2 separate regions of the Homo sapiens genome follow, and region 2 is linked to region 1. The links are chromatin contacts, found by Hi-C in ENCODE. All regions are on one chromosome and are shown on one strand. Each heading gives the region's core, a stretch centred on a gene start or an enhancer-like site at or near the end of the contact. The rest is flanking DNA. Distances are from core to core; before and after follow the strand shown. Region 1 has its middle 39 kb from the start of MIR8071-1. Region 2 has its middle 40 kb from the start of MIR8071-2.

Evidence for each region. Hi-C counts contacts between places; a loop is a spot of excess contacts on that map. Pooled maps may share reads with other maps.
Region 2: a loop to region 1 is called in a map with no recorded cell type, with 5 times the contacts of the local background. The contact joins two enhancer-like sites. A Hi-C loop is called at or near these places in 3 of 168 maps with a recorded cell type or tissue (B cell, GM13977 and KBM-7), 5 of 37 single-sample maps with no recorded cell type and 3 of 50 pooled maps.

What each region holds. Positions count from the first base shown.
Region 1 is chr14:105,579,496-105,585,016 of GRCh38, forward strand. No RefSeq gene overlaps it. Among named protein-coding and RNA genes, the nearest start is that of MIR8071-1, 39 kb to the right of the region's middle. Within about 2 kb of position 3,281, at least 5 of the 41 ENCODE cell types and tissues checked have a DNase peak (open chromatin) inside an H3K27ac peak, as active enhancers do; they include B cell, where a contact is called at or near this core.
Region 2 is chr14:105,676,922-105,682,442 of GRCh38, forward strand. It overlaps IGH. Among named protein-coding and RNA genes, the nearest start is that of MIR8071-2, 40 kb to the left of the region's middle. Within about 2 kb of position 3,115, at least 3 of the 41 ENCODE cell types and tissues checked have a DNase peak (open chromatin) inside an H3K27ac peak, as active enhancers do; they include B cell, where a contact is called at or near this core.

The DNA of each region.
Region 1 (5,521 bases), core at 2,031-4,530:
ACACGCTGAGCCTGGGTCCCCGACTCCCCCCCGACCCGGCAGCTCAGGCCCAAGTCCCTGTCCCCTCCCCACATCCCCTCACAGCAGGTGCTTCAGAGGGGCCCTGGAACGTGACCAGTGTGGGGGAGGTGCTGCGGGGACTGGGGACCACACACGGCACCCGGCCCAGTGCCAGGGGGAGGCGGGTCAGGGCCCAGGTCTCCGAGGCCCAGGCTGTGCGTGTTGGAAGCCCCATTGTTGATGGAGTCAGATGCCCACATCCTCATCCCCGCCTGGGGCCCCTTCTCCAGGAGCCCTGGGTTCAGTCAGAGCCCAGCCAAGGTCCCCTCCCTGGCCAGAGGCCTCACTGTCTCGGTCACCCTCACCTCACTGCCCCCACCTCCTCACCCCTGCCAGCCTGGCCACTCTGGGCTGCTCCTGGCCTCCTTCCCACAAACACGGACCCACAGGTTCTCCAGGCCCTCCAGGACCTTTGCCCACTCCACAGCTCCTGCCCCTGTCCTGTTGACCTCCCAGCGTCCATCCCTGTCCTCGGGCTGCACCCTGCTGGCTGTCCTGTTCTCTGACCATCCCCCACTGTCCAGTCCCTCCTGGGAGACCTGAGGCTGTCCTGGGCTTCAGCCCCCAGGGCTGGGGTCGCAGTGCGCAGGGTCCTGGGACCTCCTGCTCCCGCCTCTCCCATGTTGTTACCCACCCCAGCCCGATGTTCCAGGTCCTGTGTGGATCTGCAGGTTTCCTGGAGGCTCAGAGGCCTGCCCCGTCCAGCACAGACGGGGAACAGGGCGAGGGCTGGGTGGTGGCCCAGTGACCTCGGGGGCCAGGCCTTGTAGGTGCAGGTGGGCCCGTGCTGCCGTGCCCCCCACCCACAGACAGGCCCCGACTCTGGCCCAGCACCCGCTCAGCCGCTCCCAGCTGCAGGCTGAGGTCTCCCCATTTGCTCCTGGGCCATGTGTGTTTGGGTGTGAGTGTGGGTATGGATGTGACAGTGACTTAGTGTGTGGCTGTGAGCATGGGTATGTTTCTGTGTGTTTGTGTGTGAATGTTGTATAATAGTCGTGGTGTGTGTTTGTGAGTATGACTGTGTGAGAGGGGCTTGCACCTGAGTTCCTGGGCCCATCTTGCTGCCTCTTTCTCTCCCTGTGTGTTCTCTGCCTCTGTTGTGTTCTCTCTGCATGTCTGTCTCCATGTCTCTTTTTCCCTGTTCCCATCTCCTCCCTTTTTCTCCCATCTCTGTCTCTGTTTCTTATCTATCTCATCTCATCTCTCTCTTTCTGTCTCTTGTGTCTCTGTCCCTCCCCGTCCCTGTCTCTTATCTCTCTCCATCCCCATCTCTCTCTCTGTGTCTGTCTTTGTCCCTGTCTCTATGTCTCTTGTCTCTCCCCATCCCTGTCTCTCTCTATGTCTCTGTGTCTCTTATCTCTCCCCATCCCTGTCTCTCTATGTCTCTGTGTCTCTTATCTCTCCTTGTCCTTGTCTTTCTCTGTCTACGTCTCTGTGTCTCTCTCCATCCCTGTCTCTCTCTATGTCTCTGTGTCTCTTATCTCTCCCCATCCCTGTCTCTCTATGTCTCTGTGTCTCTTATCTCTCCTTGTCCTTGTCTTTCTCTGTCTATGTCTCTGTGTCTCTCCCCATCCCTGTCTCTCTCTCTCTGTGTCTCTTATCTCTCCCCATCCCTGTCTCTCTCTATGTCTCTTCATCTCTTATCTCTCTCCCCATCCCTGTCTCTCTATGTCTCTATGTCTCTTATCTCTCCTTGTCCTTGTCTTTCTCTGTCTATGTCTCTTGTCTCTCCCCATCCCTGTCTCTCTCTCTCTATGTCTCTGTGTCTCTTATCTCTCCCCATCCCTGTCTCTCTCTATGTCTCTTCATCTCTTATCTCTCTCCCCATCCCTGTCTCTATGTCTCTGTGTCTCTTATCTCTCCCCATCCTTGTCTCTGTCTATGTCTCTGTGTCTCTTGTCTCTCCCTGTCCCTGTCTCTCTCTATGTCTCTGTGTCTCTCTGGGCCCCTGGTCCAATGTCCCCTTCCCAGAACCCCTGTTTCCCTGGTGTGGGGTGCAGGTCCTTCTGTGGTCCTGTGGGCCGTGCTTGTGCTGGGCACAGCCTGCCAGGGCAGCCGCTCAAGCCCCAGGGCTGGGCACTGCGTCCTGGCTCTGGCCAAGGGCCCTGGGGAGAGCTGAGGGAGGTGCGTGCAGGGTGTGAGGCCCACCACAGTCACTGCCAGATGCTCAGTGCTGGTGCTTCCCTGGGTCTGCTGTGTGGTGGGCACAGCCCTCGTGAGGGCTGCCCATGGAGGAGGCCTGCCGCCTAGAGAGCCCGGACAGGGGGACAATGGCCTGTGCTGACCCTGGCGGAACCCTGGCTGACCCCAGATGACCCCAGATGGCCCTGGCTGACCCTGGCGGAACCCAGATGACCCTGGCTGACCCTGGCTGGCCCTGGCTGACCCCAGATGACCCTGGCTGACCCTGGCTGATCCTGGCTGACCCTGGCTGACCTCTGCCTAACCCTGGACCTGGAAAGCCCTAGCTGACCCCGGGCTGGTTGGGGCTGGGCCTCCCTGTGGCTGCAGCCCCTCGCTCAGGCCCCAGGCACACCTGGCCAGGTCTCGGTTTTGGGGCATGTTTCTCAGAACAGCAGTTCTCTGGCTGGAACACCTGGCCTGGGCTGTGTTCACAATGACTCAGCCGCCCCACAGGGCTATTTTGGATATTTCTGCAGGTGATGGGGTACAAGAGGCTTCAGGAGAGAGAGAAAAGCAAGAGAATACAAACAGCATGGCCTCCCCCGACCTTCCTGTCCCCACTCCTGTACTGTACCCCCTCCCCAGTGCTAAGTCGAGACCTGGCGACCCCTTAGGGGCTGGGGCTGGGTGTAGCTCACAGGGCCTGGGCTGGTCCTCTCCCCACCAAGTCCTCCTGGGGCCTACACACCCCTCTGAGCCTGGAAAAATGGAGCAAGTCATTGGGGTCATTTCTTCATCTACCAGTGAGTACATGCACTGAGAGGGTCTCGGCTCCCCTGGAGGCCTCCCTCCACCACTGCAGGTCACTTACTCATGAGGGCCAAGGCTCAGAAATCAGACAGGACTCAGTGTCTAGTCAGACTGATACATGCTCAGAAAAGGAATCAGATTTCAAAATGAATATGTATAAGAAAAGAACCGGGGATCAGTGATCAGGAACAGGGATCCATGATCTGGTCCAGGGCTCAGCGGTCAGGAACAGGGCCCAGCGATCAGGACCAGGGCTCAGTAATCAGGACCAGGGCCCAGTGATCAGGACCAGGGCCCAGCGATTGGGTCCAGGGCTCAGTGATCAGGAACAGGGCTCAGTGATCAGGACCAGGGCCCAGTGATCAGGAACAGGGGCCAGTGACTGGGTCCAGGGCTCAGTAATCAGGACCAGGGCTCAGTGATCAGGACCAGGGCTCAGTGATCAGGAACAGGGGTTAGTGATCAGGAACAGGGCTCAGTGATCAGGACCAGCATTCAGTGATCAGGACCAGGGCTCAGTGATCAGGAACAGGGCTGAGTGACCAGGACCAGGGCTGAGTGATCAGGTCCAGGGCTGAGTGATGAGGACCAGGGCTGAGTGAGGAGGTCCAGGGCTGAGTGATGAGGTCCAGGGCTGAGTGACGAGGTCCAGGGCTGAGTGACGAGGACCAGGGCTGAGTGACGAGGTCCAGGGCTGAGTGACGAGGACCAGGGCTGAGTGACCAGGACCAGGGCTGAGTGATGAGGTCCAGGGCTGAGTGACAAGGACCAGGGCTGAGTGACGAGGTCCAGGGCAAAAAACAGGAGTAGGACTCAGTGATCAGGACTAAGGCTCAGTGATCAAGGCTAGAATTAAGTGATCAGGAACAGGGACCAAGTAGTAGGACCAGAGCTCAGTGATCGGTAAACGGGCCCACTGGTCAGGACCAGGGCCCTGTGATCAGGATGAGGACCCAGTGAGGAGGACCAGGGCTGTCTAGGTTATGAGGAATAGGGATCCCATGTAGTTCTTAGGAGCAGGCTTCTTTGCCATGGTCTCTGGTGAATCCAGCATTCATCCTTGGGCCTCAGCCTCATTCAAGATCAGGTCATTTCTTGATTTTGGGACCAGGGGTACCCTCTGTCCATGCCCACCATGACCACCATGACACCCAGGGGGACTTTGAAGCAGGCGTTCTCCAGTCTAAAGCCACCACCCTTTCCCTGACCCCCGTCTCCTCATTCAGAGTCTGTGAACATTTTCCTTGGGGCCACTTTATTGCACCTGGAAGCCACGTGAGTAAGGGCGGGTCGGTGATGTCTGAAAGGGCTGAGTTCTGGCAAGCATAGCTGGCTTCTCCAAGAGGTTCCTCCACACTTCCTCCCTGCAAAGACAGAGGGGTCACAGCCTGAAGGAGCAGCATCCTTGCCAACGCCCTCTGTCTCAGCCCTGGCCTGGCTCATGGGAGCCTGGACGGAATCCTCGTTACTGCACTGGAGGGAAGCTCAGCCCTGACCCTGGGCCTGCGCGTGTCCTCAGTGTCTGTGAAGGGCCCCCAGGAGAGCACGTCCCCCCACAGTGGGAGCAGGTGGTGCTCTCCTCTTAGCCAATCACTGCAGCCCACCCCATCTACTGTGGGCTCATCCCCCTCCTGGGCTCCCACCTGTGCCTTGCCGGCTCCCGCTCAGTACTGGGGGCCCTCCCTCTTGCCAGATGGGCCCCGGACGCTGGTCACGGTCAGTGCTGTGCTATAGAACAGGCTCAGCAGGAAGAGGGTGAGGAAGGTGATGGTGGTGGGCCACAGGTTGGCGCCGGGGGTCTCCTCCTCCAGGGTCTCCTGCGGCAAGTCCAGCACCACATAGGGAGGCGGCATCTGCCAATCTGCAACACAGCAAGAGCCTGCCAGGCCCAGACTCCCAGACTCGTGTGAACAGCGGCTATGCTTCCTTGGGGTCTGGGGACAGTGGGGTCTGGGTCCCCATCTAAGGCCTGAGACTCCCCCAGGGAGGATGAGGAGGCAGGGTCCCAGGTGAGGGGCTGGGACCTTCTGTCTTTGACATTCTTAGGGCACTTCAGGGAGAGACTTGGCAGGGCAGAAAGTGGACACCATCTGCTTCTCCAAGGGAAGCTTGAGCCCGAGGTACCCTCCCGCCCCTCCCACCCCACCCCGTCTCAGTCCCAGCCACGTATTCAGTGACTGGGTCCCGGGGCCAGAGAGGACCAGACACACCCACCCTCAAGGAGATCTGGGTCCAAGACAGAGACCTGGGTCTGACACTCAGTGTGCCAAAGGTTGAATGGGCAAGACCAGAGGCCTCTGTTGCCTTCCCAGGGAATGTGGCTGAGGGGTTACAAGCGAGGGCCAGGTGAGGGCCACCAGCACGGGCATCCTCATTTTCCTCAGGGTCTCAGGGCATAGACCTCCCATGTACAGCTGTACCTGCTTGTCATATGCTGATACATCCAGTCATTCACCTGTCTTTCTATCCTTCCGTCCATCTATCCATCCATCCATCTATAAAGCTATTATCCGTATATCCACCCCTC
Region 2 (5,521 bases), core at 1,865-4,364, 97 kb after region 1:
TGGCCAACATGGTGAAACCCTGTCTCTACTAAAAATACGAAAATTAGCTGGGTGTGGTGGCACGCGCCTATAATCCCAGCTACTCGGGAGGCTGAGGCAGGAGAATTGCTTGAACCCAGGAGGCAGAGGTTGCAGTGAGCCAAGATCGTGCCACTGCACGATGACACGTGCCACTGCCTGGTGACAGAGTGAGACTACGTCTCAAAAAAAAAAAAAAAAAGAAAAAAAAAGAACCCCCCTAAATCAGGTTAAAGACCCACTCTTGACATTTGATCACCCTTGATCCTGAGTTCCTCATCTTCCACCATCTCCCAGGTCTGATCACCCTGGTCTGTCTTCAGCAAAAATCTTCCTGGGCTAATTTAGCCAGAACCCTCCTTCCCCCCAATATTTCCTCTTGGGAATGTCCGTCCTCCGAGTTTACCCAGCTCCCTGGCTGTCAATCCCCGCCAGCCCATGCTGTGTTAAGAACTGAGCCCCATCTCTCTCCCGCATGGCCGTGGTCCCTGCTCCTGCGGCGGTGGTCCTGAATCACACCTGCCTCCGCATTGAACAACTATCATGGAATAATTTTTTCTTTAACATTTCTAAACACACTCTTAGGAGGCGCCAGCAGCCAGCGTGCGGAGTTAAGTGCCTGTGCCCTTTGTATGAAAGTGTCACCGTTGTCCTGGTCTTGAGGGGTGGCTTTCGGGTGTAAACGGCCGGCAGAGGTGAGTAGATGCTGGGAGGCTGCTCCAGGCGTCTTGTTTGCTCCAGGGTTCTTGAGACTCTCCTGTCTATGAGAACGTGCAGTGGCACGGGACGGCCGCCGGGGGGCTCCCGAGTCCGGCTCTGGAGTCTGTGGCCGCGCGAGTGCACCTGCCTGGGCCGGCCCTGACGGATTTTTTTTTTTTTTTTGATAGAGTCTCACTCTGTCTCCCAGGCTGGAGGGTAGTGGCGCGATGGCAGCTCACTGCAACCTCCGCCTCCCGGGCTCAAGCGATTCTCCTGCCTCAGCCTCCCGAGTAGCTGGGACCACAGACACCCGCCACCACGTCCAGCTAATTTTTGTGTTTTTAATAGAGACCGGGTTTCACCATGTTGGCCTGGCTGGTCTCTCCAACTCCTGACCTCAGGTGACCCACCCACCTCTGCCTCGAAAAGTGCTGGGATTACAGATGTGAGCCACCACGCCCGGCCTCCTTTTGGATGCTTCTAAAGTCTCTTTGCCTCTGGTGTTGGCAGCTCCATCGGCAAGCGTCAAGGTGTGGACGTGGAGTTTGCTTTTATTTATCCTGCTTGGGACTTGGCCTTGATCCTGACGCGTCCTGTTATTCAGCGATTTTGGAAAATTCCCAGCCACTGCCTCCCCCGACTCTGTTTCTCCTTTGGGCAGAAGAAGCCCTTGTGGGAGCCTCCGTCCAGCCTCCGCGGGGCTGCGCTCGGGCTGGGTGGCGTCTCCTGCTCTTTCTTCGGTGTTACCAGCTCCCGCTCCTGCGTGTCCTCTGCGCTGCCTGTCCCATCCATTCTTATTTTAGCCTCATCTATTACGGTTTTCAATTCTAGAAGTTCTTCGTAAAACTCTCAGGTCATTTCAAAATGCAATGTGCAGTAATTTCCCATTTTGCAGTAATATTTGAATAGCTTCTGTAAGTAAGTTTAAAAAATCTCTTGGCCGAGCGTGGTGGCCACGCTGTAATCCCAGTACTTTGGGAGGCTGAGGCAGGAAGATCATGAGGTCAGGAGATCGAGACCATCCTGGCTAACACGGTGAAACCCCGTGTCTACTAAAAATCCAAAAAAATTAGTCGGGCGTGGTGGCGGGCACCTGTAGTCCCAGCTATTCAGGAGGCTGAGGCAGGAGAATCGCTTGAACTCGGGAGGCGGAGGTTGCAGTGAGCCGAGATCGCACCACTGTACTCCAGCCTGGGCGACAGAGCGAGACTCCATCTCAAAACAAAACAAACAAAAAAACCCTCTGAAGCACACATTGCATATTCTATGTCTGATAACGCCGACATTTTGCTTTTGTTTGGGTTCTTATTCTATAGTTTCTTGTTTCACTGATTCTTGTTTCTGCTTCTTTAGGGCTTTTCTGATTTGTATGTGAGCTGGGTTCCTGGGATCCTGATCTGGGCGCGTCTTTTAGGCTTGCCTCTGAGGTCCGCTGTCCCCGCATGAGCGGACGGCAGAGCGCGCCTGCCTGGGAGCCCAGGAGGCTGCCGGGCCAGGGACCCCGGGAACCCCGGGAACCCCGGGAACCTCTCAGCAGCAGAACTGCAGTGGCACAAGACGGCCACCAGGGGGTCCCGAGCCGGTCTCTGGGGTCCCTGCTGGGGTTGAGGGGCTGTGGCTGCAGACGCGGACCTGGCAGGGGGACCCGAACCCCAACAGGGCCCTGACCGGCCCCAAGGCTGAGCCTGCCCTGTCCCACCAGCGCCCAGACCCCGATGTTGGGCCGGGGCCTTCCTTTCCTTGTCCCGGCCCTCTGAGGTTCGTCCCCGGGGTGTGAGCTGATTCTGAGCACACGGAGGCCTTCCTCCTCTCTGGGGCTCTGGAGCCCCTGGGGGCCTGCAGGGCCTGGGCCTGGGCCTGGCTGCTGTCCTCTGTGCTCAGGAGGGCTTCTCCCACCCACCCACTTCCGGGCACAGCCCCCAGCCCCACACCCAGCCGCCGGGAGGGCATCCCCAGGGGAGGACCCTCTGCTCCGGAGCCGCGTCCCTTGTCCTCCAGGGACAGTGGCCGGAGGCTGGTGCCTCAAGCTCGTGCGCCTCATGCAGCATCCCGTGGGTCCATTCGCGACCATAGTGAAGACCCGCAGGCCCCAGGCCCGAGCCGGCTCCCGGGCAGGCCGCGTTCTGGGGCTTCCGCGGGGACACTGGGCCACGCCAGGAGGAAGGGTCCTGACCAGGGTCAGGGAGCATCGGATGCTGCCGGCAGAAGTGGGGGGCGCGGGGCCCCACCGAGGAGCCCAGGCCAGCTTCCCCATCTGCCCCAGGTGCAGCCTTGCAAGGCCCCCAGGCCACAGCGTCCCCAGGTCACAGCGTCCCCACACCCAGGGAATGCAGGACTTTGGCAGAGGCTGGGATCCCAGACCACAGAGCCCCACAAGCTGATGCCTGTTCGCGGATGCCACAGCCACCTCCGCGGCAGGCGCTGGGGAGGGGAGGGGATCACAGTGCTGGACACGGACCGGGCCCCAGCCCTGAGCCCAAGGCAGAGCCGGGATCCGGCCCCGAGAGCACGCCTGGCCCTGCCCCTGGCCCTGGCCCTGCCCCTGCCCCTGCCCCTGCCCCTGCCCCTGCCCGTGCCCCTGCCCCTGCCCCTGCCCCGAGCCCGGGAAGCGCCGCGTGGTCGGCGGCGTTCGATGCTGCTGTCGGCCACACGGGGGCAGCAGAGCCTCAGCGGCTGCCGCAGCGGGTCCAGTTTCCGGCCGCCGGGGTTGGGCTGGCGGTGCCTGGGGGTCCTCCCCAGAGGCCCGCGTGTGAAACGTCCGAGTGCGCTGGGCGCTGGACACGGAGATGGGTGCTTGGGCCACGGGCCTGGGGGACCCCACACGGCCGGCTAGGCAGGCCCAGACAGCCCAGGGTGGGGGTTCCATGGGGGCAGGAGGGGAGAAGCCTGGGCTGTGGAGCAGCTGGGACGTCCGGGGAAGGGCCTGGGGGTCAGAGGGGCGGCTCCCGGGACAGGGAGGCACGTGGAGGGGCGGGGTTTGTGGCAGCCCCGGAGCCGCCTCTGAAGCTTCCATCTGCAGCCTCCTGTGGGGCCGGGTCTGCTTCTCTTGCTGGGCACCCACATCCACCCCCGAGGGGTGTGCGACAACCCCCATTCCAGCCCACTCAGATGGTCTCTAGCCCCTCCCGTCACAGTGAACCCCGGTGTCGGTGCGAGACGCCTCCGTGTATTCCCGGACGTCCCTCTGCAGGCCCATCCCCACCTCACAGACAGTCACACCCTTCCAGGCCTTGCCCCATCCCCAGTCCCTGGCCTCACCATCGCATTGCAGGGAGGCGGGCATATGCAACCTCCATGAAATAAAGCCCTAACGGAGAAGGCCAGAGTGGGAACTTCGTTTCCACCAGCAGGTGGGGCAGACACCCTGGCTAGCCCCGGGGAAAACCAGTAAAAATACTGGATTTAAATCCCTTCGAATTCTCCTTTCTACAGGCAAGCTGTTTAGTGAGAAAGAAAGGGCCCTGCAAAGATCCTCCCCAGGTGGACGGGCAGCCCCCAAGCCTGTCTTGAGCTCCCGGACGCTGCTCCTGGGGAAGGGCCTGCCGAGGACAGGGGCCAGTGGGAGCCCCTGCCTGACCACAGGCTGTTCTGCAGCCCAGGTCAGGAGCGCTGGTGCCTGCCGTGTGGGGTGGCCCTGGTCCTGACCGCCTGGGGTCCCAGGTGGTCCCGGGTTGTAAGAGTCTGTGGTGCTTGTGAAAAGCTTGCACATCCTTCCAGGGGAGACTCGCGCGTGGGGCGAGGGCAGGAGCAGGAGCTCATAATCACACAGGAAAACAGGAAGCCCTGAACCCCGGGCTCGGGAAGCGGCGGGGCGTCAGGTTTGGAGGGGCTTCGTCTCCCACCACCTCCCCATTTGCACCCCCAGTCCCTGACCCGCATCTTTCCTCACCTGGTCACTGTCCCCCACCCTGTCCCCCACCCTGTCCCCCACCCTGTCCCCTGTCTGCCATCTCCCTCCCAGGAGGGGGCTGCTCCTGCCTAGCACGCGGTGCCCTTCCTCCCACGTCGCTTAATTATATTTGAAAATACAACATTTGAAACGTGCAAAGAATGGAGGGGCTTTTCTGTGAGTGCAGGGTGCCCCTCCCGTGTCCCCCCACCAGGGGGCTTCCCCGTCCAGCCCCGGCTTGTCCCTTTCATTTTAACAAAACGTCCTCACCACAGTGCATGTGTGTTTTATAAAAGCAGTATTGGAAGTTAATGCTTTTAATACAGAAGAAAAAAAAAACCCGAAACAATATAACTGTCCTAAGTGATGTTGAGTGGGGAGTGCCGGGTGGGAGTTGAATTGCGGGACCACGATCCCTCCACTTCCAGCCGGTCCTGGGGGTGTCATGTGACCCCTTCTGACCAGCCCTGGGCAACCTCTGGATGGACGGGTGGGGAGGGGCCGTGGAGGGGATCTGGGACCAGGAGAGAGAGAGCGTGGCCAGGCAGCCCCAGGAGGGCCCTCCAGAGCCCGAGTGGGCCTGCGTCTGTGGTCCCCAGGTGCGGTCCCTCGAGGTGGCGTGTGGGCCCCCCAGGCCCGCGCCCTGCGGTTCCAGCGCCTCCCCAAGCCTCTGTCCCTGCAGCCCCCACCCCCCCTGCACTTTCCTCTCCTTTGTCTGTGCTGGTGGTCCCTCTCTCACTGTCCCACACAACACCGCACCGCCCTCCCCCAGGAAAGCCTCCACCTTTTCTCTTAGTGAAATAGAAGCCCTTTCAAGGTGACATGTCACCTACTCACAGAACAGTGCCCCAACCCAGGACGCAGCCTGAGGCCCCTCAGGAGCATTGTGTGCCCCCAGGCCTGTCCCCAGTGGTC